Linked DNA regions of Homo sapiens: region 1 is linked to region 2. A link is a loop called in an ENCODE intact Hi-C map of the cell type or tissue named here. Cell type or tissue: Caco-2. All regions are shown on one strand. Links, peaks and the distances in the headings refer to the core of each region. The heading gives the core; the rest is flanking DNA. Region 1 has its middle 26 kb from the start of GP2. Region 2 has its middle 15 kb from the start of GPRC5B.

Region 1 (12,496 bases), core at 1,397-9,396, 400 kb after region 2:
TTGAGTAGGTCCAGAATGGGGCCTGAGACTATGCATTTCCAAGAAACTCCTAGGTGAAGTCAGTGCTGCTAATCTGCAGACCACACTCAGTAGAAGTGAATAAAAATGCAAGTATAATGCACCTATTCTGTCTGTGGGAGCCCGTGCATTCTTTTTTTTTTTTTTTTTTTTTGAGACAAAGTCTCGCTCTGTCACCCAGGCTGGAGTGTGGTGGTGCCATCTCGGCTCACTGCAAGCTCCGCCTCCTGGGTTCATGCCATTCTCCTGCCTCAGCCTCCCGAGTAGCTGGGACTACAGGCACCTGCCACCACGCCCGGCTAATTTTTTTTGTATTTTTAGTAGAGACGGGGTTTCACCATGTTAGCCAGGATGGTCTCTATCTCCTGACCTCTTGATCCTCCTGCCTCAGCCTCCCAAAATGCTGGGATTGCAGTTGTGAGCCACTGCGCCCGGCCGTCTGTGCATTCTTGAACCTGGAGAGAGCTCCCTTCTTTCTGACCCAGGAGTGACTTCTGCACCTTCTGCATTTCGGAGAAGCCTCACCAGGCTGCAGAAATAACCTGCTTTATTTGTGCTTCCCTTAGCGGATACTACAGTATTATCTCAGTAGTGGTTTGCAAATTTTAGCTTGCATGGGAATCATCTGGAAAGCTTCTGAAAAATGGAGATTGCTGGACCCCATCCCAGAGTTTCTGATTCAGTAGGTCTGCATGAGGCTTGCAAATTTGCATGTCTACCGAGTTCCCAGGTAATGCTGATGCTGCTGTTCTGGGGACCACAATTTAAGAACACTTGTATCGGCTGGGCACGGTGGCTCACGCCTGTAATCCCAGCACTTTGGGAGGCCAAGGCACGTGGATCATGAGGTCAGGAGATCGAGACCATCCTGGCTAACACAGTGAAATCCTGTCTCTACTAAAAATACAAAAAATTAGCCGGTCATGGTGGTGGGCGCCTGTAGTCCCAGCTACTCGGGAGGCTGAGGCAGGAGAATGGCGTGAACCCGGGAGGCGGAGCTTGCAGTGAGCGGAGATTGCGCCACTGCACTCCAGCATGGGCGATAGAGTGAGACTCCATCTCAAAAAAAAAAAAGAACACTTGCATTACAGGAATGTCTCCAGGACAGCATTTCCTTAACCATGTCCATTTGGTTAGACACACTAGCTTTCTTGCCGTCCCAATGAAAGGTATGGAGTCCCTAGCTTCAAGTCCTGGCTGTGCCACTAATTCCATTAGTGAACATAACAGCTATGGATTGAGTTGGCTGCATATAAGCGGAAAACCCAAATAACAATGACTTATTCAAGAGATTTATTTTTGTTTCACGTGAGATAAAATGCAGAGGTAGGTGATCCAGGGTAATTGTGGTAGGTCCAAGATGTCAGCAATATTCCAGATTTTTAACTTTCTGGTCTACTGCCTTTAATTTGTGGCTTTCATCATCAAGACTGCCTCATAGGCATAGAATGGACAACTCTGACCTTTGTGCTTGAATTCTAGAAAAAGAAAGGGGGAAAAAGCAAAGGTTTAGACCAAGCTTGTCTAACCCATGGGCTGCATGCAGCCTGACAGCTTTGAATGTGGCCCATCACAAATTCATAAACTTTCTTAAAACATTATGAGATTTTTTTAGGATTGTTTTCTCTTAGCTCATTAGTTATTGTTAGTGTTAATGTATTTTACGTGTGGCCCAAGACAATTCTTCTTCCACTGTGGCCCAGGGAAGCCAAAAGATTGGACACTCTGGTTTAGACCTTCTTTTAAGGGGATTTTTCTGGAAGCCACACTTATATCTCCACTCTTACTTACATGTCATTAGCCAGAACTTAGTCCATGACCACCTTTCTCTCACAGGGAGGCTGGGAAATGTAGTTTTTCTAATTGAGCATATGACCACCACCAACAAAATTTGGGTTCTGATTATAAGTATCTATTCTTTACTACTAGTTAGAATGAAGAAGAGAATGGCTGTTGCTAATTCTAACTACTAGTAACAAGTAGTTCCTACCACAATGACCCTGGGCAAGTGTCTTCCACTTTTGGGCTCTATCTCTCCCAATGTAAAATAAAGTTGGTCTTAATGATCAAAGAGATCCTATCCAACTATAAGGCAGTTCGATTCCATGGTTCTGTCCCTAAATATGTTTATCAGTGATGCTCAGTGGAAAGGAAAACAACCTGGGTATTGTCCTCATGCAGTACCCCTAGTGTGCTCAGCCTGATGAGATGTCAGAACATATCCTGTACTTGTCTGTCTATTCATCCATCTACCTGTTAAAAATACATTTTTTTTGAGATGGAGTTTCACTTTTGTTGCCCAAGCTGGAGGGCAATGGCATGATCTCGGCTCACTGCAACTTCTGCCTCCTGGGTTCAAGCGATTCTCTTGTCTCAGCTTGTGGGTAGCTGGGATTACAGGCGCCCACTACCACGCCTGGCTATTTTTTTTTTGTATTTTTAGTAGAGACAGGGTTTCACCATGTTGGCCAGGCTGGTCTCAAACTCCTGACTTCAGGTGATCCACCTGCCTCCACCTCCCAAAGTGCTGGGAATATAGGCATGAGCCACCGCACCAGGCCCCTGTTAAAAATATTTCTGAGTACTACTACCTGATAAGTACTAAGGATACAGCTGTGAGTTTAAGCAGACATTGTCCCTGCTCTCCCTGTCCTCTTAGCAGTTTAGTAGGTAAGACAGATATAAACAAATAATGATGCAAATGTTCAACAAAGTGCTATAATGAATGTTGATGTACTACACAAGCGTTATAAAGAAAATGTATGTTGGGGGGTGTAATTTAGGTGGGGTGGAAAAGAAGATTTTCCCAAGAATTTATTTTGAAGCTGACACCTGAAGGAGGGGTCAGACATGCAAAGAGTCAGAGAAAGTGCACTCTAGGCAGAGAGAACAGCAAGTTCAGACACAGGCCCTGAGGCAGGAAAGAGCTGGGCTCATTCTAGGAAATGAAGGATGGCCAGGGTGTCCAGACATCATCAGTGAGGGGGAGGCTGATATGTAATGAGGCTGGAGTAGTCAGTGGATACCACAGCTTGCAGGGCCATGTAAGCTCTGGGAGGGAAATTTGATTTTATTCTAAGGGTAGTGGGAAGGCATTGGCGTGTTTCAGGCAGAGGTGGGGGCAAGGGTGACATGATGAGATGTGCATCTTCACAAAGATTTCTCTAGATGCTGAATAGGACCTGAACAGGTTTGGATGGGGGTGGTAGTGAGCAGTGGTCACATTGAGAGTTGTATGGGTTTCACCCATCCATTCACTCATCCATCAACCTATTCATCCACCCATCCATCTTTTCATCCATTTATCTTTTCACCCATCCACCCATCCATCCATCCACCCACTCATCCATCCATTGAACCATCCACCTATCCATCCATCCATCCATCCATCTGTCCGTCCATCTGTCCATCCATCCGTCCATCCATCCATCCATCCATCCATCCATCCATCCATCCATCCGTCTGTCCGTCCATCTGTCCATCTGTCCATCCATCCATCCATCCATCTATTCATCCGTCAATCTACCCATTCATTCATTCAACCATTCACCTATCCATCTATCCATCTACCCATTCATCCTTTCATCCATCCATCCAACCATCATCCACCTACCCATTCAACAAACATTCATAAAGCATCTTTAACTGCCAGCTTCTCCACTACATGTGTTGGGTGAATAAGATGGTTCATTTTCTCAAGGAGTTTACCAGTTAGAAAGGTAGAGAGACACACATAAACAAACCATCATGGTTGAGTGCAGGTCCTAACAGCAGTAAGCTCTAAGAAGGGTGGGAAGAGATTCTTAGCAGTGGTGAACTGTTTGCCTAGTGCCAATGGCAGGTGAAAAGCCACCATGTGATTCACCGCTCTGGCTGCCAAGAGTGAGGACTTTTCTGGGTCACAGGGAAATAAACACATTTTAGGGCAACAGCAAGACAAGGGGAAGTAACAGCCTTGGAATTTAGCTTGGGGTTAAACAAAAAAATCTTGGGAGATGCTAGGATGTAGACACATCCAGAATGGATGGAATTATCCCATGAATCTATTCTATGGTGTCCTCAGCATGAGTTTGAAGATTCCTTGTTGGCATCTCATTGATTTATTGGCTGGATTCTGGCAGCTGTTGGTGAGAGCAAGATTGACTGCTCCAGGCATGAAACAAACCATAGAGGAACAAGTTCAAACTCTTTTCAGCTGTATGCAAACAACTTAACCTCTCTGAGCCTTAGCTGCTTCAACTCTAAAATGGTAAATAGCATTGAGCTTGAGAAACCCTGGAATAAGATGGCTGAAGCCTAAGTTCAGTAACTGGTTCATTGTTAGTGGACCTGAGAAACTGACAGGATAGATGCAGCTAGGGTTGAAAAGGCACATAATATAATGGTTAACGGTGTGGACAGTGGAACCTTGCCTCCTAGATTCAAATCTTCCAATTTTCTCTTCTTTCTGTTCCACTTGCATCTGTAAACCATGTGCCCAGTCATGGCCCCACAGCTGGGCAACGCCATTATGTACTCCTTTGACCACGGCTCCAAGACCTTCAGAGCATCTTGTGAGGCTCTTCTCTCCAGCAGATGAAGGGTTATTATCCTCCCTTAGATTTGGTAACTGAGGCCCAAAGGAATCAAGAACTTTGGCCAAGCACGAGTCCCCATTTTACAAAGGGAGAAACAGCCTCAGAGAGTTTCAGTAATGAATGCAAGTCCACAATGCTAGTAAGTGAATGAGCTGGGATTTGAACCCAGACCTATCTAGCTCCAGAATCCTTCTTTCATGGAGTTCAAGTCTACCAGAAGGAGGGGAGGAATTGAAACAGATGATAGATAAGTAGATGAGTAAGTAAGTCTAACGATTATAAAAATAATTATAAGATCTGCGAAGAAAGTAAACTGGCTGGTGTGATAGAGAGGAAATGGGAGAAGAGCAATCTTTTTCAATCGGGAGATCAGGGAAAGACTCCCAGAAGGGAGGTAATAAACCCTAAAACCATTCTTGGTAATGCATGTAGTGCATGCAGTATGATATTTGGCACCTAGAAAGTTCCAATAATTGGTAGTCATTATTAAGGAAAGTGAAATGCTTTCTCAAAGATAATTGTAAAATCAAAGGGATAGTGTGTGTTTTGTCCTACTTCCAACATCTAGAGCCTTTCTCTCATGGAATAGGAGGGAGGAGAAAACTGAGGGCAGTGATAGGCTTGGCAAACAGGGGCCTTGGCCGGCTCAAAGCTTCAGCACCTGGGGCCAGCTGCCTCATTCAGTGCTTGGCAACGCCCCCGCAGAGTGGAGAATGCCAAGAGGGTAAGTGTCATCTCCGCTCTCCACGCAGTAGCTGTGTGACCTTGGGCAAGTCACATCTCCTGTCTGGGCATCTGTTTGTTCATCTGTAAAATGAAGGTTTCGGTCTAGATGGGTTTTTCAGATCCCTTCCAGCTCTAATTCTGTGTCATCTGAACTCTGACCAACGCCTCCCTCCTTCCGCGGACGTGTTCCCACAGTGCCCTCTATTGGCTGTTTAGTAGAGAGCAGGTACCACACATGCAGCTCCGGGGACCGGGAGAAATGGGAACTGCCAGCTGCCCTTCTTCTGTGAGGGATTTAGAACCCTTGGGGCACATCAGGATCCGCACACAGGATAAGAGTTAGGCAGTCTGACTTCCTAGAGTCACAGAATTTTGGAAAGGGAGACTTAAAGACTATTTATTGCAACAACAGCAGTATTAGCTAACATTTGTTTAGGGCTAACCATTTACTGAACATGGGCTTGATACTGTGCATAAAGTCATGAGTATAACAGGCACAGGGCCGTCCTGAGGGTAGTAACGTGTACACGGAGACCCAAAGAGTGAGGACTTGCCCATGTGAAGATCAGCTGGAAAGACTGTAACAGCCAAGAGAATAGCATGTGCAAAGGTCCTGGAGGAGAAAAAGACAAGGGTGTGTTTGGAACCAAAGGAAGTAGAGTCAATTGTTACTAGATACTGGAGGCTAAAGAATCTTGGAATGTGAAAACCATGATGACTGGTGGAGTTACAATCACTTTGTAAAACTGCTTAGCAGTATTTACCAAAGCTGAATATATACACTTCAGGAAGATGAGCTTATGCGCTCACCAAAAAGGCATAAATAAGAAAGCAGCATGCTTACCAGTAGCTGAAAGCTGGAAATAGCCCACATGTCCATCAACAGTAGAATGGATCAATAAATTAGGCTTTATTCTTCCAATAGAATCATGTCAGCAATCAGAATGAGATCCAAGTATAATTAAACTCAACAATATGGATCAGGTTCACAAAGAGAATGTTGCACATGTTAGTAAGAAACTGAGTTCAAATGATATATATTCCTTTTATATAAAGTTCAAAACCACCGTATGGTGCTAGAAGTCAGGATAGCGGTTGCCTTTGGGAGATGTAGGAACTGGAGGGGCAAGAGGGGGCTTCTGGGAGCAGCCACTGTTGTATTTCATGAACGGGGTGATGGTTACACAGGAGCGTTCATTTTGTTAAAATTCATCAAGCTGTACTTGTGATGTATGTGCATGATCTGTATATTATATGCCAATAAAATATAGTAAAAGCATTATGTGGTTACCAGGTCACATCCACTTGTTCATCACAGTCTCATTTACTGTCACCACCAGTAGGAGCAACACAGACAGGAATATTTTGAGACCAAGATTCTAAGTGCTACTTTTCCGCCTGAGGAGCTCCAAGTAGAGGGTAACTCTTGACAAGATAGGCCAGTTCCTCGGAGTCCTTGAAGAGTGGAGAATGACTGGACAAGGAGCTGGCTCACTGGGCTCTTTAGAAAGAGCCAGAAAGAATCAAGGAAGGGAAAGTTTTCACTCCCAAGGCATCTCAGAGTCTGAATCAGCTTCCTGCTTAGCATTTCAGTACCAGAGAGGCACTCTCCCAGGTTCTGAATTTGCTGGAGGGTTCTGAGGCCAAGTTTAGCAGTGGGGATTTGTCTTGAGACTGCCTCAGGCTGGGTAAAAGAGGGCGGTTTTAGGGCCAGAAGGTTTGACATCCATACCTTGTCAACAGCGAAGTCACAGGTCGTCAAGTATAACAGAGGAGGTATCATTATCTTAATTTACAGATGACCTGAGGGAAGTTAAGTGCAGTTCTTGAACTGCTCACATCAGCAGAAGTCAGGCTGAAATATGAATTTCTTGATTCCTGGTTCAGTGCACTCTGAGTGTCAGTTTCCTCGTGGACACAAAGAGGGAGTTGAATTAGATCATCTGTAAAGCTCCTCTGTGTGTCCCAGGTCCAGTGACTCTTCTGAGTTCTTGCTGAAGATAAAAGGACCTTAACAATTTCTCAGGAAGAATGGATGCAGTATCATTTACCCTTGCCTGCGTTAACTAGCAGCTGTCAGCACATGCATACACAAAGATGTGCACATATGGGCACATATGTACACACAGGCACATGTGCACACTCATGCACACATGCATACACACATACACACTATGCACGTTTGTATGCTGTCATGCACAGGCACACATATGTACACAAACATCTTGCCACAGTTCTGAGGTAGTTTTTTTTATTGTTGTTTTTCTTTTTTCTTTCTTTTTTTTTTTTCTGAGGCAGAGTCTTACTCTGTCGCCCAGGGTGGAATGCAGTGGCGCGATCTCAGCTCACTGCAACCTCCACCTCCTGGGTTCAAGCAATTCTCCTGCCTCAGCCTCTCTATACTAGCCGAGATTACAGGTGCCTGCCACCTTGCCTGGCTAATTTTTGTATTTTAGTACAGACGGGGTTTTACCATATTGGCCAGGCTGGTCTCGAGCTCCTGACCTCAAGCTGTCCACCCTCCTTGGCCTCCCAAAGTGCTGGGATTACAGATGTGAGCCACCGCACCCAGCCTGAGGTAGATTTTATATTTGTCATTGCCCAGCATCAAGCGTCAGGCAGGGAGGCAGAAAGAGCACCTGTATTACATTTAAGCGAATCCAAGTTTGAATCTTGCATTCTGTCACTTCCTAACTGTGCAACCTAGAGCAAGTTCCCTAATGTTTGTCTCTTCCTTCCTTATCTGTGATTTGAAGTGCTGACTCATCTGTAGGCACTAAATAAATGGCAGGCAGGTGTTATCTGTATGGTGTCAAGGAGTTCCTTAAACCTCTCTGAGCATGTTTCTTCCTCTGTAAAATGGAATAACAGCCCCAATATCAAAGGGAGAGGCTGAAGCAAAGTATATGACGTAAAGAGTTTATTTGAGCCAGGATAAGGAAGATTCAGACATCAGTCACCTTGGATATGAGCTCCACTTGGCCTTTATTACAGGCAGATTTTTAAAGGCAAAAAAGGAGGGGGACAAGGATTGGACTGATACAAAGTTCTGCCGCGGATTCTCATTGATTTACAGAAATAACATTGATTAGTGATTGGCTACCCATTGTTAAGCCTTAGAGTGTGGGATGTTGTGTCCAGTGAGGTGTTATTAGGTTAATTCATAGCTACTTGTGGCAATAGCAGGCAGTTTTGACAGATGAATACATAGCTCTAAAGAGGGAGAATAAGATGTGATTGCCGTTTGAATGCTTCTCTGGGCCTAATAATTTGAAAGAGCCCACATTCCTCGATAAAAGTTCTTTTCTTTCCTTGGGATTAAGTTAGATGATAAATTTACAATGTTTAGCATGCCGATTTATATGTATTAAGTATTCATAAAGTGTTATTCCATGTGCTGAGCGAGGGGAACACCCTCCCACGTGCTCCCATGAGCCCTATTTCTGGCAGATGTAAAGATTTTTTTTAAATGGCTTTTTTTGGCCACATCTAGGAAGTAAGAGGGAAAATAAAGAGAAGTGAGAAACAGCTTAGTCCATGAAAATGGTAATAATGGTAGTAATGATGGTGATGAGAATGCTGCAGTTTTCTTCTGTATGATTTTTTTTTTTTTGAGACAGAGTCTCACTCTTGTCACCCGGGCTGGAGTGCAATGGCACTATCTCAGCTCACTGCAACCTTCACCTCCCGGGTTCAAGTGATTCTCCTGCCTTAGCCTCCGGAGTAGCTGGGATTACAGCCACGCACCACCACTCCTGGTTAATTTTTATATTTATAGTAGAGATGGGGATTCACCATGTTGGCCAGGCTGGTCTCGAACTCCTGACCAGGTGTCAGGTGATCCACCTGCCTCAGACTCCCGAAGCATTGGGATTACAGGCATGAGCCAGTACGATGTGTTTTTTTGTTTGTTTGTTTGTTTTTTTATACTTTAAGTTCTAGGGTACATGTGCACAATGTGCAGGTTTGTTACATATGTATACATGCGCCATGTTGGTGTGCTGTACCCATTAACTCGTCATTTACATTAGGTGTATCTCCTAATGCTATCCCTCCCCCCTCCCCCCACCCCATGACAGGCCCCAGTGTGTGATGTTTCCCTTCCTGTGTCCAAATGTTCTCATTGTTCAATTCCCATCTATGAGTGAGAACATGCGGTGTTTGGTTTTTTGTCCTTGCGATAGTTTGCTGAGAATGATGGTTTCCAGCTTCATCCATGTCCCTACAAAGGACCTGAACTCATCTTTTTTATGGCTGCATAGTATTCCATGGTGTATATGTGCCACATTTTCTTAATCCAGTCTATCATTGATGGACATTTGGGTTAGTTCCAAGTCTTTGCTATTGTGAATAGTGCCACAATAAACATACGTGTGCATGTGTCTTTATAGCAGCATGATTTATAATCCTTTGGGTATATACCCAGTAATGGGATGGCTGGGTCAAATGGTATTTCTAGTTCTAGATCCTTGAGGAATCACCACACTGTCTTCCACAATGGTTGAACTAGCTTTTATGCATTGCAAAGTGACTACACAAAGTGACCTATCCCTTGTCTCCTTTATCTCTCTAGCAACCCTCCAGTTATTAGGGCAGCTACTACTCTCATCTTCCATATAAGAAGTGGGAACACTTTCATGGATGTTCTGGGACTCACAGTCCAAGTCCTGGTTCTTAGAGAGTTGGATCCAGATCCTGTGTCTTGTAGGTATATAGGTATATGTTTATGCATTGAAATGAAATATGTACAACTAGGTCCTTCCCCGTCTCCCCTATAAAGCCTATAAAGTCTTCTATGAAACAAAGTTAATTCCATTCTCAGACAGAGGCTCCCAGAATCCAGTGTTTTGGTTGGTCTCCGCTACAAATGCTTTTTCTGATATTTGTGTGTTTGCAAGTCCCTCTCTGAGACTTTCTAAAATTTGATTGTTAATTGGCTGTTATATGCATGAAGTTCTGGACTTGGTGTCCCAAGCTCTTTATAGATTTACTTTTTTTCTCCCCCTCCTGCCATTAAATAATCACCCTTGAGCTTCTCTCAACTTACTCTCCATCAATAACCATTGTATTCGTTCCATTACAGCCCTCCTAAATACAAAACAATGACGACAACAACAAACCATTCAAACTTCCAACCAACTTCCCCTGAAGGCACAGAAGGTGAGACCTAAGGGAAAAGAAATCCACCCTCTTTAACATCAGCTAACAGCATAGGAGTAAATGCCTGGTACAGAGCCCAGAATTCCTATTTCACATTCTGATTTGGCACTTTCACCATAATGGGAAAATCTCCTCTACTTTTCCTGTGAAGCTGTTTCTTCTCCTTCTGGAAGATAACAGCAGGATGATAGAGGAGGTCAAAGGATAAAGAGAAAGGATGCAGCCTATTTCTTCATTTATTTGACCAATAATGTTTGAAAATGATGAAGTCCTTGTCCTCAAGAAACTAACAGCCTGGGGTGAAGGGTGCAGGTGGGACAGATGTAAAAACAATTTCAGATGCAGACGCTACATGTGATTATCAAAGTCTGTAGAGTGGCTCATGCCTGTAATCCCAGCACTTTAGGAGGCTAAGGCAGGCAGATCACCTGAGGTCAGGAGTTCGAGACCAGCCTGGCCAACATGGTAAAACCCCATCTTTACTAAAAATACAAAAAAATAGCCAGGCGTGGTGGCAGTCACCTGTAATCCCAGCTACTCGGGAGGCTGAGGCAGGAGAATCACTTGAACCGGAGAGGCAGAGGTTGTGGTGAGCTGAGATCGCGCCACTGCACTCCAGCCTGGGCAACAAGAGTGAGACTTCATCTCAAAAAAAAAAAAAAAAAAAAAAAAGTCTGTAAAGAAGAGGTCATAAAGTAGGGTAGTAGTTTTTTAAAATATATATCTTCCTTTTCTCTACTTATCATGCTCATGCTTTTCTCTACTTTCTTGAAAAAAATGGAATGTATTTTTTAAACTGTGTTGACTTTCTGGTCTGCTGATTATATTATTTGTCGTTTGTGGGTCTATTTTCTATTGATTGATTTGCCTACTCTACACTGGACAGGGGGATCCAGGAAGCCTTCATAGGAGAAATAACCCCAATAAGGGGAAGTGTCCTCCAGGCAGCAAAACAGCACACGAGAGTAGGGTAGAGTGCAATAGAACAGCTCAGGGAGCCTGAGAAATTCCGTGGCACTGGAAGCTGGGTTATGAAGGGGATATGTTTAAGGGCTAAGTCTGGAGAGGCAGGCAATGGCTCAGATGGTGAAGAATGTGATCTGTCAGGTAAGCAGGCAGAACTCATCCTATAGAAGGTAAAGAGCCTCTGGAGCGATCTAAAGGAGAAAGTGTCTTTTGTTTTAAATGCTCACTAGCTGCAGAGTAGAGAATGGATTGAGAGAGGTGAGCCTGAAGAAAGGCCACTTAAGAAGCTATTATGGTGGTTAAGGTGAGAGATGAAAGTAGCCCGGAAAAGATCAGATTCAATGGGGTTGAAGAAAAGTGGATGAATTTGATAGACTTTTAGAAGGGAGAATCTAATATGATAGAAAATATGAGGGTGATTTCTGGCCCTTCACAGGAGAAAGAGGCTGAAAGAGAGGAACGGAGTGAGGAGAGATTATGAAATGAGTTAGGATGGGTGGGGTGTATCCTCTGGGGTTCCCATGCCAAATTTCCTTCAGGTGACCAGTTTTACCTTTCTCCCTGCCACCTTCATCCCTGCCTGGTCATTAAGGATGGACATGCCACTTGTCTTTGCTGGACCTTAATTTCCATCCATGAAATGAAGGGACTGGGATTGAGCCCTTCCCTCTTCTCCCAGGCTGGGCTGAGCTCTCCCTTCTCTGAGTCTTGCAGTATCTGTCTCAGTCTTACACTACTAAGCTTTTGCTGCCCAGTATCTGCATTCTGTTTCCCCAAGAAGAGTTGAAGTTCTTGGAGGGGAGGGCACCTTAAGCCACTCGGTATCCTCTACCAGCTGCTTGCAAAGGCTTCTTCAAACCTGAGAGGCCAGTCTTCCTGGGTATGGAAGACTAGTCTTCAGGTTGCTTCTGGCTATCCCCAACATCCTTACTCTCCAGAACTTTCAGATGCTGGGTCCAGGGCCCATTTCACTGAGCCCTCTGCAGCTGGAATTTATCTTGCCCCAGAGCCCAGCTGAACAGCACTGGGGGTGGGAGATGTAAGCTGAT
Region 2 (12,496 bases), core at 2,756-10,755:
AGGTTTATTGTATGAATATTTTTAAATTTCCTTGGCTTTAATTTGAAATAGGGTGAATATTGGTAGGTATTTACTCGGTACTTACCTACTAATATTACCTCCTCCAAGTCCTTTAATTTTATTTATTTATTTAGTTTTTTGAGATGGACTCTCACTGGGTCACCCAGGCTGGAGGGCAGTGGCGTGATCTCAGCTCACTGCAAACTCCACCTCCTCTCAGGTTCAAGTGATTCTTGTGCCTCAGCCTCCTGAGTAGTTAGGATTACAGGTGTGCACCACCACACCTGGCTAATTTTTTGTATTTTTAGTACAGACTGAGTTTCACCATGTTGGCCAGGTTGGTCTTGAACTTCTGACCTCAAGCAATCCACTGGTCTTGGCCTCCTAAAGTGCTGGGATTACAGGTGTGAGTCACCATGCCTGGCCTCCAAGTCCTTTTAAATAAGAACAATAGCTCTTAATCTCTACTGGGCACTGACTCTGTCTGAAGCGGGATATAAAGTATTGGCATATACCTAAACAGAAGCTCTTTGGGGGTCTTCCACCAATTTATCAGTTTGAAGAGTGTGAAAGTGTCCCAAGACCATGAAGATTGAAAACCACCACTCAAGGAACAATTATTTAGAACCATCTCTCCAAAAGAGTACAAAAGAGTAACAAACAGTTATATAGCATTTACAGTTTGCCAGGCACTGTTCTTTTTTTGTTTTTTTTTGAGATGGAGTCTTGCGTTGTCACCCAGGCTGGAGTGCAGTGGCGCAATCTCAGCTCACTGCAACCTCTGCCTCCCAGGTTCAAGTGATTCTTCTGCCTCAGCCTCCCGAGTAGCTGGGACTACAGGTGCATGCCACTATGCTTGGCTAATTTTTGTGTTTTTAGTAGAGATGTGGTGTCACCATATTGGCCAGGCTGGTCTCGAACTCCTGACCTTGTGATCTGCCCACCTCGGCCTCCCGAAGTGTTGAGATTACAGACATGAGCCACCATGCCCGGCCCAGGCACTGTTCTAAACACTTTGTATACACACACACGCATACAAATAAACTTTCTGATTCTCATGACAATCCTATAATGTGTACTATATCCCCATTTTACAGAAGTGCAAATCGAGGCACAGGGAGTTGCTCAAGTCCCCTGACAGAGGCCATGGGCCTGGGCTTCGTGTGCAGAAGAGCCTCCTCTAGAGGTCCTCCTGCCAGTTGGACCTTGTCTCTGTTCTGTCCCACTGCTGGGAAGGGGAGAGTCCTCTTCCTCCTCCTCCTCCTCCTCCTCTCTCTCTCTGTTTTCACATTTCTTACTGAGGGCTTGGCCCAGCCAACTGTGAAAGATTGTACCAGACAGGGCAGGCTGAGGTGGGAGCTGCGAGGTGGGGAAGGGAGCCTGAGGTGACTCGAGTTACATAAGGGCCCCTGGGACAGGGGACAGTTATATAATGGTGGGGAGAGGAGGGCAGGGATGGCGCAGTGAGTCAGGGCTAGGGAAGACACTGGGAGCTGGAAGAGGAAAGAGGAGGACAGGGCAGAGGAAATTGTCCGTTGCTAGCCAGGGTGGCTGCCATGCAGGAGGAAACCGGGACAGGGGATCGGGGCAGTTCTTCCATCCTGTTGCTGCCCCCAATGCCAGGGCCCCTGCCCTCACAGGCTCCATCCTCCACTCTCCTGGCCCCACTGAGTACAGATGATTCTGGAAGTCCTCTCATATATTTTTACCAAACTCCTTGACTGTTTAATTAACCAGAGCCCATTTCTGTTGCTTGCAAACAAGAACCCAGAGCAATACAGAGCCCTTTCCTGCCCAAATACCTGAATGGATAGGGGTCTGGAAACTTCCAGGCACGTGGTAGGTGCTCAATGTATGCACATCGAATGGATAACGACATAATAGCCGGGTGTGGCTAATGCCTGTAATCCCAGCACTCCGGGAGGTGGAGGTGGGAGGATCACCTGAGCCCAGGAACTTGAGACCAGCCTGGGCAGCAACCCCGTCTCTACCAAAAAAAAAAAAAAACTAAAAAATTAGACAGGCATGGTGGAGCGCACCTGTGGTCCCAGCTACTCAGGAGGGGCTGAGGCAGGAGGATCACTTGAGCCCAGGATTTCGAGGCTGCAGTGAGCTGTGATCACACCACTGCACTCTAGCCTGGGCCACAGGAGACTGTCTCAAAAAAAAAAAAAAATCCTAACCCCAAGGTATCAGAAAGTGGGGCCTTTGGGAAGTAATTAAGTCTTGAGGGTGGCCATTGTGTTCTTATCCATTCGATGTGCACACATTGAGCATCTACCATGTGCCTGGAAGTTTCCAGACCCCTACCCATTCAGGTATTTGGGCAGGAAAGGGCTCTGTATTACTCTGGGTTCTTGTTTGCAAGCAACAGAAATGGGCTCTGGTTAATTAAACATCAAGGAGTTTGGTAAAAATATATGAGAGGACTTCCAGAATCATGAGTGGGATTAGACCTCTTGTAAAGGAGACCCCAGAAAGTTTTTTAGCCCTGTTTTCACCCTGTAGGTGACACAGTGAGAGGACGGCATCTGTGAACCAGCAAGGAGGCCCTCACTAGACATGGAATCTGCCAGCGCCTGGATCTTAGACTCCCCACCCAGAGCTGTGAGCAAGACATCTCTATCATTTCTAAATTACTCAGTCTTGGCTGGGCGCAGTGGCTCACACCTGTAATCCCAGCACTTTGGGAGGCCGGCATGGAAGGATCACTTGAGGTTAGGAGTTGGAGACCAGCCTGGCCAACGTGTGAAATCCCATCTCTGCTAAAAATACAAAATTAGCCTGGTGTGGTGGTGGGTGCCTGTAATCCCAGCTATTCAGGAGGCTGAGGCAGGAGAATCGCTTGAATCCAGGAGGCAGAGGTTGCAGTGAGCCAAGATTGTGCCACTGCACTCCAGTCTGGGCAACAGAGTGAGAATGTTTCAAAAAAATAAAAAAATTACTCAGTCAAATAAAGAATTTTGTTATAGAAGCCCGAACGAATCAGGACAGAGATCAGAACTTCTCTGATGTATTGGAATAATCTTCAGTGAAACTGGAGTCTGAGCTTGTGTCCTGGACTTAGTGTCAGGGCTGGGACTTTTCTTTGTTTTTTTTTTTTTTTTTTTTTTTGAGACAATCTTGCTCTGTCACCCAGGCTGGAGTGCAGTGGTGCAATCTCGGCTCGCTGCAACCTTCACCTCCTGGGTTCAAGCGATCCTCCTGCCTCAGCCTCCCGAGTAGCCGGGATTACAGGCGTGTGCCACCACGGCCAGCTAATTTTTGTATTTTTAGTAGTGGCAAGGTTTCACTATGTTGGCCAGGCTGGTCTCGAACTCCTGGCTTCAGGTGATCTACCCACTTCAGCCTCCCAAAGTGTTGGGATTACATGCATGAGCCACCGCGCCTGGCCAGGGCTGGGATTTTTCTTTAGTGGGAAGATCTCTTCTGACACAGGGGGTGGCTGAGGGTGGGAGGCCCTCTGTACTCAGCCCCTCTGGCTAGGGGAGCAGTGGCTGAGCAGGTGAGTTGACTGTGGTCAGCCCTGGGGCAGTAGGCACAGCAAGGCAGCCCCACCTGCATGGTAATGGTGGGGGTGGTGGTAGAGACGCAAGAGTACCTTTTCAGACCTTCCTGCGGATTTGATGAACTTTCTTTCCTGACTCAAAAAAAAAAAAAAAAAAAAATCCACATTGGCTTTTGTCTTCTTCATCGCCCATAAACTTTGTCCTTCTTAACCCATCCCACTTCCCTCAGTTGTTCGCTAGAGGACGGGGCCCAAACAGGGTAGAGAGAAGTGCCGGGTGAGGGAAGGGCTTGCTCTACCTGAGAGCAGCCTGTGTCTCCGGGGAAGGCAATTTATCTCCCTCTGCCCTCTGTATGGGGGTGAAGAGTGGCTGTAGGGGTAGATGTGGGAGATGGTGGTGACCTCCAGACTTCAGAGATCCTTATGAGGCAGGACAATTGCATGACAAGGTGTCTCAGCCAGCTCTGGCTGCTATAACAAAATACCATAGAATGGGTGGCTTAAACAAGCACATTTATTTCTTGGAGGCTGGAAATTCAAAATCAAGGTGCCAGCATGGGTGGGTTCTGGGAAGGGCTCTCTTCTTGGCTGTAGACGGCTGCCTTCTTGCTGGATAGTGATATGGTGGGGAGATTATATATATATATATATATATATATATCTCCACACACACACACACACACACACACACACACACACACACAGAAGAGAGAGAGAAAGAGAGTGCGAGCGCATGCCAGAGAGCTTTGTTTTGTTTCTTATAAGGGCACTAATCCCATCGTGGGGGCCCTGCTCTCATGAGCTCTTCTAAACCTAATCACCTCTCTAAGGCCCCACCTCCTAATACCATCCCATTGGGGATGAGGGCTTCAACATATGAATTTAGGGGGACACAAACATTCAGTTGATAACAAGAAATATCTGGGGGATCCAGGTGAAGCAAGAGGGGATCGGTGTGTGCCCAGTAAGCGGAATTGGAGTCGGGCATGAGAAAGCCACCTGCCGGAGCTGCTCCCCAGGAATACAGCTGGTGGTGCAGGTGGGCACCTTGGGAAGCAGGCTCTGAGGTGGAGACTGGCACATGGGAAAGGTTTTGGGAGTGCTCTCGGGATCAGCATCCAGGGTGGGAGGAGGCAGCACTGGGCAGAGGGACAGGTTGGGCTGCATTGCCTTCCCAGAAGCTCTGGAGCTGGCCTCGTAGAGTTGCCCCACACTGGGGAAGGGGGGCTGAGCCTTCATGCCTCACATCAAAGCGGCTGCAGACCCTGGCTGAGTCTGCTCACCTGCTTCCTGAAAGGAAGAGGCTGGGAAGGGACTTGGCCACCAGCAGGTATTCATTGTCTCCATTCTCTGTTACTCACTCTTGCTCCCCTTGCCCTTGGCCGTGCCCCCTGCTGACCTCAGTGGTTCACCCAGGGGCTGATCAAGACCTTCGTTGCTGAGGGTCCTGAGCCCCTGGTCATCATCCCCTCCCTTCTCAGGCTGTGGCTGTTGCGTGTGACCACTTCCCATCAAAAGTGAGCCAGAGGCTGGGTGCGGTGGCTCATGTCTGTAATCCCAGCGCTTTGGGAGTCCGGGATGGGAGGATCAGTTAAGGTCTGGAGTTTGAGACCAGCCTGGGTAACATAGTGAGACCTTGTCTCTGTTAAAAAAAAAAAAATTAAAAATTAGCTGGGCAGGGTGGTGTGCACCTGTGGTCCCAGCTACTTGGGAAGCTGAGGCGGGAAGATCACTTGAGCCCAGGAGTGGGAGGCTGTAGTGAGCTATGATGGCACCACTGAACACCACCTATGTAACACAGTGAGATGCTGTCTCTCTCTTTAAAAAAAAAAAAAAAAAAAGACGGGCGACTAGAAATGCCCAGGTGAAATCACCCGAGGGCTAAACATCTTCCCTGACCCCAGACGGCCCTCCCTCCTCCTGAGGGTGGAGCTCATTCCTCCTCCCAGGACAGAGGCTCCTTTCTTTGCCTGCTCATCTTTCCCACCGTGAAGCGTACAAAGAGACCAGGTGGCAGCTGCAGCGTGAGATTTAATGGGATATTTTCTGTGTCCCTGGTGGAAATGTTTTTTCCTCTGGAAGCCAAGACCTCAACATCCTGCAGAGCCCAGAGTTTCAGCTGAGTGGTGGTGGTGGCTGCCGCCAGGTCCCTACACTCCCTGTCCCCACACCCAACCTGCCTCCCAAATGCCCATCCCTGCCTGACCCAGGAGGGCCGAGTGTGCATCCATGACCTAGGTCGTGACATTCCCCCTCCAACTCCGCTTTCAGGTCTCATTCAGTGGTGAATTTGGAGGCTCCCTCTTCTTCTCTTAGACTGCATTTCCCCGGATTTCCACTTGGGGGAGACGTCTGTCTTTGTCCTGACCTTTACATCTGTCTCTGGTCAGACACCTCATTTAAAAAAAAATCTTCACTGTCTTTGGCGTGTCTATGCTTTGGGCTTTGTTATAAATGAGTAGACGGGATTGAGTGGAAGAAGTAATGGTACCCCTGATCATCTTTTTTCTTTTCTTAGAGACAGAGTCTGTCTCTGTTGCCCAGGCTGGAGCGCAGTGGTGCAATCATAGCTCACTACAACCTCAAACTTGGGCTCCAGTGATCCTCCTACCTCAGCCTCCAGAGTAGATGGGACTAAAGGTGTGCGCCATCATGTCCTTCTAATTTTTAAATTTTTTGTAGGGATAGGGTCTCACTAAGTTGCCCAGGCTGGCATCTAACTCCTGGTCTCAAGTGATCCTCTTGCCTCGGCCTCCCAAAGTGCTGAGATTACAGGTGTGAGCCACAGCGCCCAGCCTCCTCTGACAAATTTTTGAATGCACAATCTCTACACTGCCCAGGGCTCCCCAGAGACAGACAGATTCCTGGGTTCTGAGACATGACATGGGGCAAATTCTTAAAGGCGTCTGAGAACATATCTCTTCTAAGGATTAGTAATATTACTTACAGTGTGTATGAACATATATTTGTTTATTAATTCATTCAATTGTTCATTCATTCTTTGCCCTATTCCAAAAAGAATGGAAGCAAGCCCATTCCTTATTAAACAACCTCACAGACAACATTGAAAACAAGCAAATCACAGTATGCTTGTGGCTGAAGTTGCTTGGAGTCCGAAAGGTCTAAATAACAGCTGGTGGCTGTAATCCCAGCATTTTGGGAGGCTGAGGCAGGTGGACCATTTGAGGTCAGGAGTTCAAGACCAGCCTGGCTAACATGGTGAAACCCTGTCTCTACTAAAAATACACAAATTAGCCGGGTATGGTGTTGCTTATCTGTAATCCCAGCTACTCGGGAGGCTGAGGCAGGACAATCACCTGAACCCGGAAGGCGGAGGTTGCAGTGAGCAGCGATCGCACCACTATACTCCAGCCTGGGCAACAAAGTGAGACTCCGTCTCAAAAAAAAAAAAAAAAAAAAAAAAAACATCAGCTGATGATAGAAATTCACAGTAGCACAGATCACTGTTTGAGTTGCCAACGCTGCATCGTAAACTACTCCAAAATGCGGTGGCTTAAAATACAACCACTGATTTGCTCCTGACTGTGTGATTGGCACAGGGCTTATCTGTGGTTCCCATGGCATCCACTAGGGCTGGAATATCCAAGCTCATCTCTCATGCTCTAGGGCCCTCTTTTCAAGTGAACTTCTCTCCAGTAGGGTTGGTGGACTTCTTTAGGCCATGATGGCTGGGTTCCAAGAGAGAGTGGTCCAACAGGCCAATCCTCAGAGCAAATCTGCTGGCCTCCTACGTGCAAACGTCCTATTGGCTGAAGCAAATCCCATGGCCAAGCCACGTCAGTGTGGGAGGGGACCACACAAGGGGGCCCATTTGGGGGCCGCCAATGTCATTGTCCACAACCGTCACTTGAATCTCTCTTGCAGTCATGTCATAGTAGACAGAGCTGGGCTTGAATCCTACCTCTGCCACATACCAGCTTGTTAGGGGTTGAATGGTAACCCTTCTGCTGTGGTTTGGATATTTACCCCACCTCCGAAACTCATGTTGAAACTTAATCCCCAATGTGATGGTATTGAGAGGTGGGGCCTTTAAGAGGTGATGAGATCACGAAGGCTCTGCCTTCATGAATGGGTTAATCCACTTATGGATTAATGGGTTAATGGGTTAACGGATTATCATGGGAGTGGAACTAGTGGCTTTATAAGAAGAGGAAGAGAGACCTGAATTAGCAAGTGAGCAGCTCAGCCCGCTCACCACGGGATGCCCTGTGCTGCCTGGGGACTCTGCAAAGGGTCCCCCACCAGCAGGAAGGCCCTCACCACGTGTGCTCCCTTGACCTATGGACTCCCAGACTCCGTAACTGTAAAAAAAAAAAAAATTCTTTTTCTTTATAAATTACCCAGTTTCAGGTCTTCTGTTATAAGCAACAGAAAATGGATGGAGACACATTCTTCCCAAATGTATATGTTGACATTCTAACCCCTGGTACCTCAGAATGTGACCTTATTTGGAGAGAGGGTCTTTACAGAGGTCATCAAGATGAAGAGAGGTCATGAGGGTGGCCCTAATCCAATACAACTGGAAGTTCATATTCCGGGCGCTTGGCCTGGAAGTTTGGGTTTCATTCCGAGTGAGGGGAAGGCCTTGGAGGGTCACTGGCGTCCTTACGATAAGGGGAAATTTGGACACAGACAGACACAGAGGGAAGATGAGGTCGAGAGAGAGAGAGAGAGAGACAGAGAGAGAGAAGATGACAATCTACAGTCCAAGGAGAGAGGCCTTGAATGCGATTTTCCTTTACAGCCCGCAGAAGGAACCAACCCTGCCAATACCTTGATTTTGGACATCTGGCCTCCTGCACTGTAAGCCGATAAATGTCTGTTGTTTAAGCCCCACAGTCTGTGGTACTTGGTTATAGCAGCTCTGAATGCTAATCCATAGCTATAGGAGGTGAACAAGTCATAGAATTTCTTTGCATCCCAGTTTTCTCCTCTGTAACACAGGGCTAATAATAACACCTATATGACTTGATACAGCAACTTACAAGCACTTGTTACTTAGCAGGCACTGTCCCAGGCCCTTGGTATACAGGAGACAGATGACATTTCTGGTCTCATGGAGCTTACCTTCATGACAGACAGAAAATAAGCAAGTAAATACAATAATTGAGATAATTTGAGATAGCGATAAATGCTAGGAAGAAAATAAAATGGGCTGGATGTAGTGGCTCGTGCTTGTAATCCCAGTACTTTGGGAGGCTGAGGCAGGAGTATCACTTGAGGCCAGGAGCTTGAGACCAGACTGGGCAACATAGCAAGACCCTGTCTTTACTAAAAAAAAATTAGCCAGGTGTGGTGGTGCACGCCTGTAGTCCCAGTTACTCGGGAGGCTGAGGCAGGAGGATCACTTGAATCCAGGAATTTGGGGCTGCAGTGAACTGTGATTGCACCACTGTATTCCAGCCTGTGTGACAGAGCAAGACCCTGTCTAAAATAAAGTAAAATAAAATAAATAAAATAATGTGATGTGCTAGAATGTAACAGGTATAAAAGGAACTCCTTTGGATAAGGCGATCTGGGCAGGGCTCTGTGAGCAGGGACCCGCAGTATGAGAAGTTACTACAGGTGGAAGATGAGCGGGAGGAGTGGTTCAGACAGCAGAAAAGGCAGGTGCAAAGGGCCTGGGGTGGGAAGGAGTATTGCATGTTGGAGGAACAGGAAGAAAGACGGAGTGGCTGGAGCATGGTGAACAAGAGGGAGGGTGTTGGGCCATGGGGTCATGGGAGTTGATGCTGAACAACCTTGTAGTTGGAAGTTTTTTGTTTGTTTGTTTGTTTGTTTGTTTTTTGAGATGGAGTCTTGCTCTGTTGCCCAGGCTGGAGGTGCAGTGGCAAAATCTCTGCTTACTGCAACCTCCGCCTCTTGGGTTCAAGCGATTCTCCTGCCTCAGCCTCCCTAGTAGCTGAGATTACAGGCGTGTGACACCATGTCCGGCTTATTTTTTTTTTTTGTATTTTTTAGTAGAGATGGGGTTTCACCATGTTGGTCAGGCTGGTCTCAAACTCCTGACTTCAAATGATCTGCCCACCTCAGCCTCCCAAAGTGCTGGGATTACAGGCGTGAGCCACCACGCCCGGCCTGGAAGTTGGGGTTTTATTCTGAGCCAGGGGAAGGCCTTGGAGGGTGGACAGCAGAGCAGCAGCAAGATCTGATCTTTGGATTAAGAAAACCACTCCAGCTGCTGGGTGGAGAATGGTCCGGGAGCACCAAAGCAGAAACTGGAGATCAGGTGGGAGGCTATGCAGATATCAGAGGACTTCCACCCAACCTGAGCTGCTGGCTGACCTTGACTTTCTCTGTCCCTTCCCTTTGATAGGCAGAAGAATGTACTTCCCTTCTCCCACCTCCAAGGATGTCCATCTCCTGGTCCCCACATCCTGTGACTATGTCACAGGGCAAAAGGGACTTTGCAGATGTGATTAAGTTGGGATGGGGAGATGACTCGGGCTGATCTGGGTGGCCCAATATAATCACCAGTATCCTTATGAGGGGCAAGAGAGGAGACAGGAGAGTCTAGGTCAGAGAAGGAGATGTGAGGATGGAAGCAGAGACTTTCTAGCACCTCGCATTATTTTATTTTATTTTAGACAGGGTCTTGCTCTGTCACGCAGGCTGGAGTGCAGCAGTGCAATCATAGTTCACTGCAGCCTCAAATTCCTGGATTCAAGTGATTCTCCTGCGTCAGCCTCCTGAGTAGCTGGGATTACAGACACCTGTCACCACGCCCGGCCAATTTTTTGTATTTTCAGTAGAGATGGGGTTTCACTATGTGGGCCGGGCTGGAGTTGAACTCCTGACCTCAAGTGATACACCTGCCTTGGCCTCCCAAAGTGCTGGGTTTACAGGCGTGAGCCATCACGCCCGGCCTATTGTTCCCTTTTTTATGTCATGTGTACCCAATGTTTAGTTTCCACTTATAAGTAAGAGTGTGCAGTATTTGGTTTTCTGTTTCTGACTGGTTTGCTTAGGATAATGGCCTCCAGCTCCATCCATGTTGCTGCAAAGGACATGGCTTCGTCCTTCTTTTGGGCCATGTAGTATTCCATGGTGTATCTGTACCACATTTTCTTTATCCAATCCGCCATTGACGGGCACCTAGGTTAATTCGATGTCTTTGCTACTGTGCATAGGAAACCTGCATGTTTTTCTGATAAATTTGATGAAGAGTGTACCATTGTGAGGAAGTATGATTAGACACAAGGGGCATGATCTAACGGTAGTAAACTGGGGGAAATTTAGCAAGGCCTGTTTGTTTAGATTCTTAGCATCTCTTTGTCTTTGGGGATAAGGATGTCAGCCTGGGCAACATGGCAAGACCCCATCTCTACCAAAAAAAAAAAAAAACCTTAGGTATTGTGCATGCCTCTGGTCTAAGCTATTACTAGGGAGGCTGAGGCAAGAGAATTGCTTGAGCCCAGGAGTTTGAGGCTGCAATGAGCTATGATCGCACCACTGCACTCCAGCTGGGCAATGGAGCAAGACCCTGTCTCAAAACCAAACAAAAGAAAGGATAAGATATTCCTTTCCTCTGGGTGGCCACCCCTCAAATGAAGGTTTTATGACCGGCTTCAGGGGAGCAGGGTGAAGGGAAGGTGAGAGTGGCCTTCCTGCTTCTGCTGTTTTCTCGAATACAAGGTGCCATATTTTGAGGTAGTATGTCCTGAACCCCATAAGTTCCCCTCCAGTGAGCAGGTTCAAGGAACGCTTGAACCTGGGAGACAAAGGTTATAGTGAACTGAAATCATGCCATTGCACTCCAGCCTGGGTGACAGGGTGAGATTCATCTCAAAAAAAAAAAAAAAAAAAGGGAACAATAAACACTGAGAAATACAAGAGTACAAGAGGGAGGAAGGAGAGAGGGAGGCAGCAAGGATTGAAAAACTACCTACTTGGTACAGTGTTCACTACGTGGGTGACGGGTTCAATCGTAATCACACCCCAAACCTCAGCATCACACAATATACCTTTGTAGCAAACCTGCGCTTGTATCCTCAAATCTAAAATACAAGTAGAAAAAATAAAAATAAAATAAGTTACAAACTGCTTAAACACACACACACACACACACTTCCCCGTTTCCTTGAGTTTTCATTCTAAACGTTCCCATGTCACATAAAACTTGTGTTAAATAAATGGCTATGCTCTTCTCTGATTCATCAGTCTTTTATTAAGGGTGCCTCTGCCATGAACCTAAGATGGGTGGGGAAATAAATCTTTCCTCCCCTGCAGGACCATGAGCCAAGGTGTGCGGCAGCCTCTAGAATCTGGAGAAGACAAGGAAAGAGATTCTCCCCTGGAGCTCCCAGAGGGAACCAGCCCTACCGACACACTGACTTTCAGTCCAGTATAACCTGTTGCATAATTTTGACCTCCAGAACTATACAATAATACATACGTATTGTTTTAAGTCCTGACGTTTTTGTTAATTTTTTAAAGTCCCAGCAAGAAACGAATACAAGTATCTCCTTAAAAGAGCCTAGACCAGCTGGGAGACCTTGACTTCACCACCCGGCAGGCCTGGCCTCCTCACTGCCATGCCTCTGATCCTCCGTTATGGGTCAAAATTGTCCACCAAACCCAAGGGAATCAGGAGAAAGAGAGGTGGGCTCAGTGAACCACACCCATTGGCTGAGAGTGGAGCGTGCCTGCTGATACCCACACAGTCCTTCGATGCCGGTGCAATAGTGTCCAGCACGGGGTGAAGCATTTATTTTTACAAAACATTTCAGAGAAAAATAGCATTAGAAAGAATCTCTGCTGACCGGGACTGCGTTTAACAAGATATGTAAATTTTTTTTTTTTTTTTTGAGACACAGTCTCGCTCTGTCACCCAGGCTGGAGTACAGGGGTGCAATCATAGTTCACTGCAGCCTCAACCTTCCGGGCTCAAGAGATCCTTCCACCTCAGCCTCCTGAGTAGCTGAGACTCCAGGCACCACCACACCTAGCTTATTAAACAAAAACAAG

The links. A loop is a pair of places that touch in the nucleus more often than their neighbours do. Peaks named below come from ENCODE experiments on the same cell type or tissue, not always from the same donor. Only the 100,000 strongest peaks of a DNase experiment are listed, where the experiment ranks them.
Region 1: a loop joins it to region 2, with 18 times the contacts of the local background. A loop is called at or near these places in 67 of 110 quality-filtered maps.

The regions. Positions count from the first base shown.
Region 1 is chr16:20,295,129-20,307,624 of GRCh38, forward strand. No RefSeq gene overlaps it. Among named protein-coding and RNA genes, the nearest start is that of GP2, 26 kb to the right of the region's middle. In Caco-2, for the core only: CTCF peaks have their summits at 5,554 (motif pointing left) and 5,755; a DNase peak (open chromatin) is centred at 5,513.
Region 2 is chr16:19,893,685-19,906,180 of GRCh38, forward strand. No RefSeq gene overlaps it. Among named protein-coding and RNA genes, the nearest start is that of GPRC5B, 15 kb to the left of the region's middle. In Caco-2, for the core only: a CTCF peak has its summit at 5,841; a DNase peak (open chromatin) is centred at 5,817.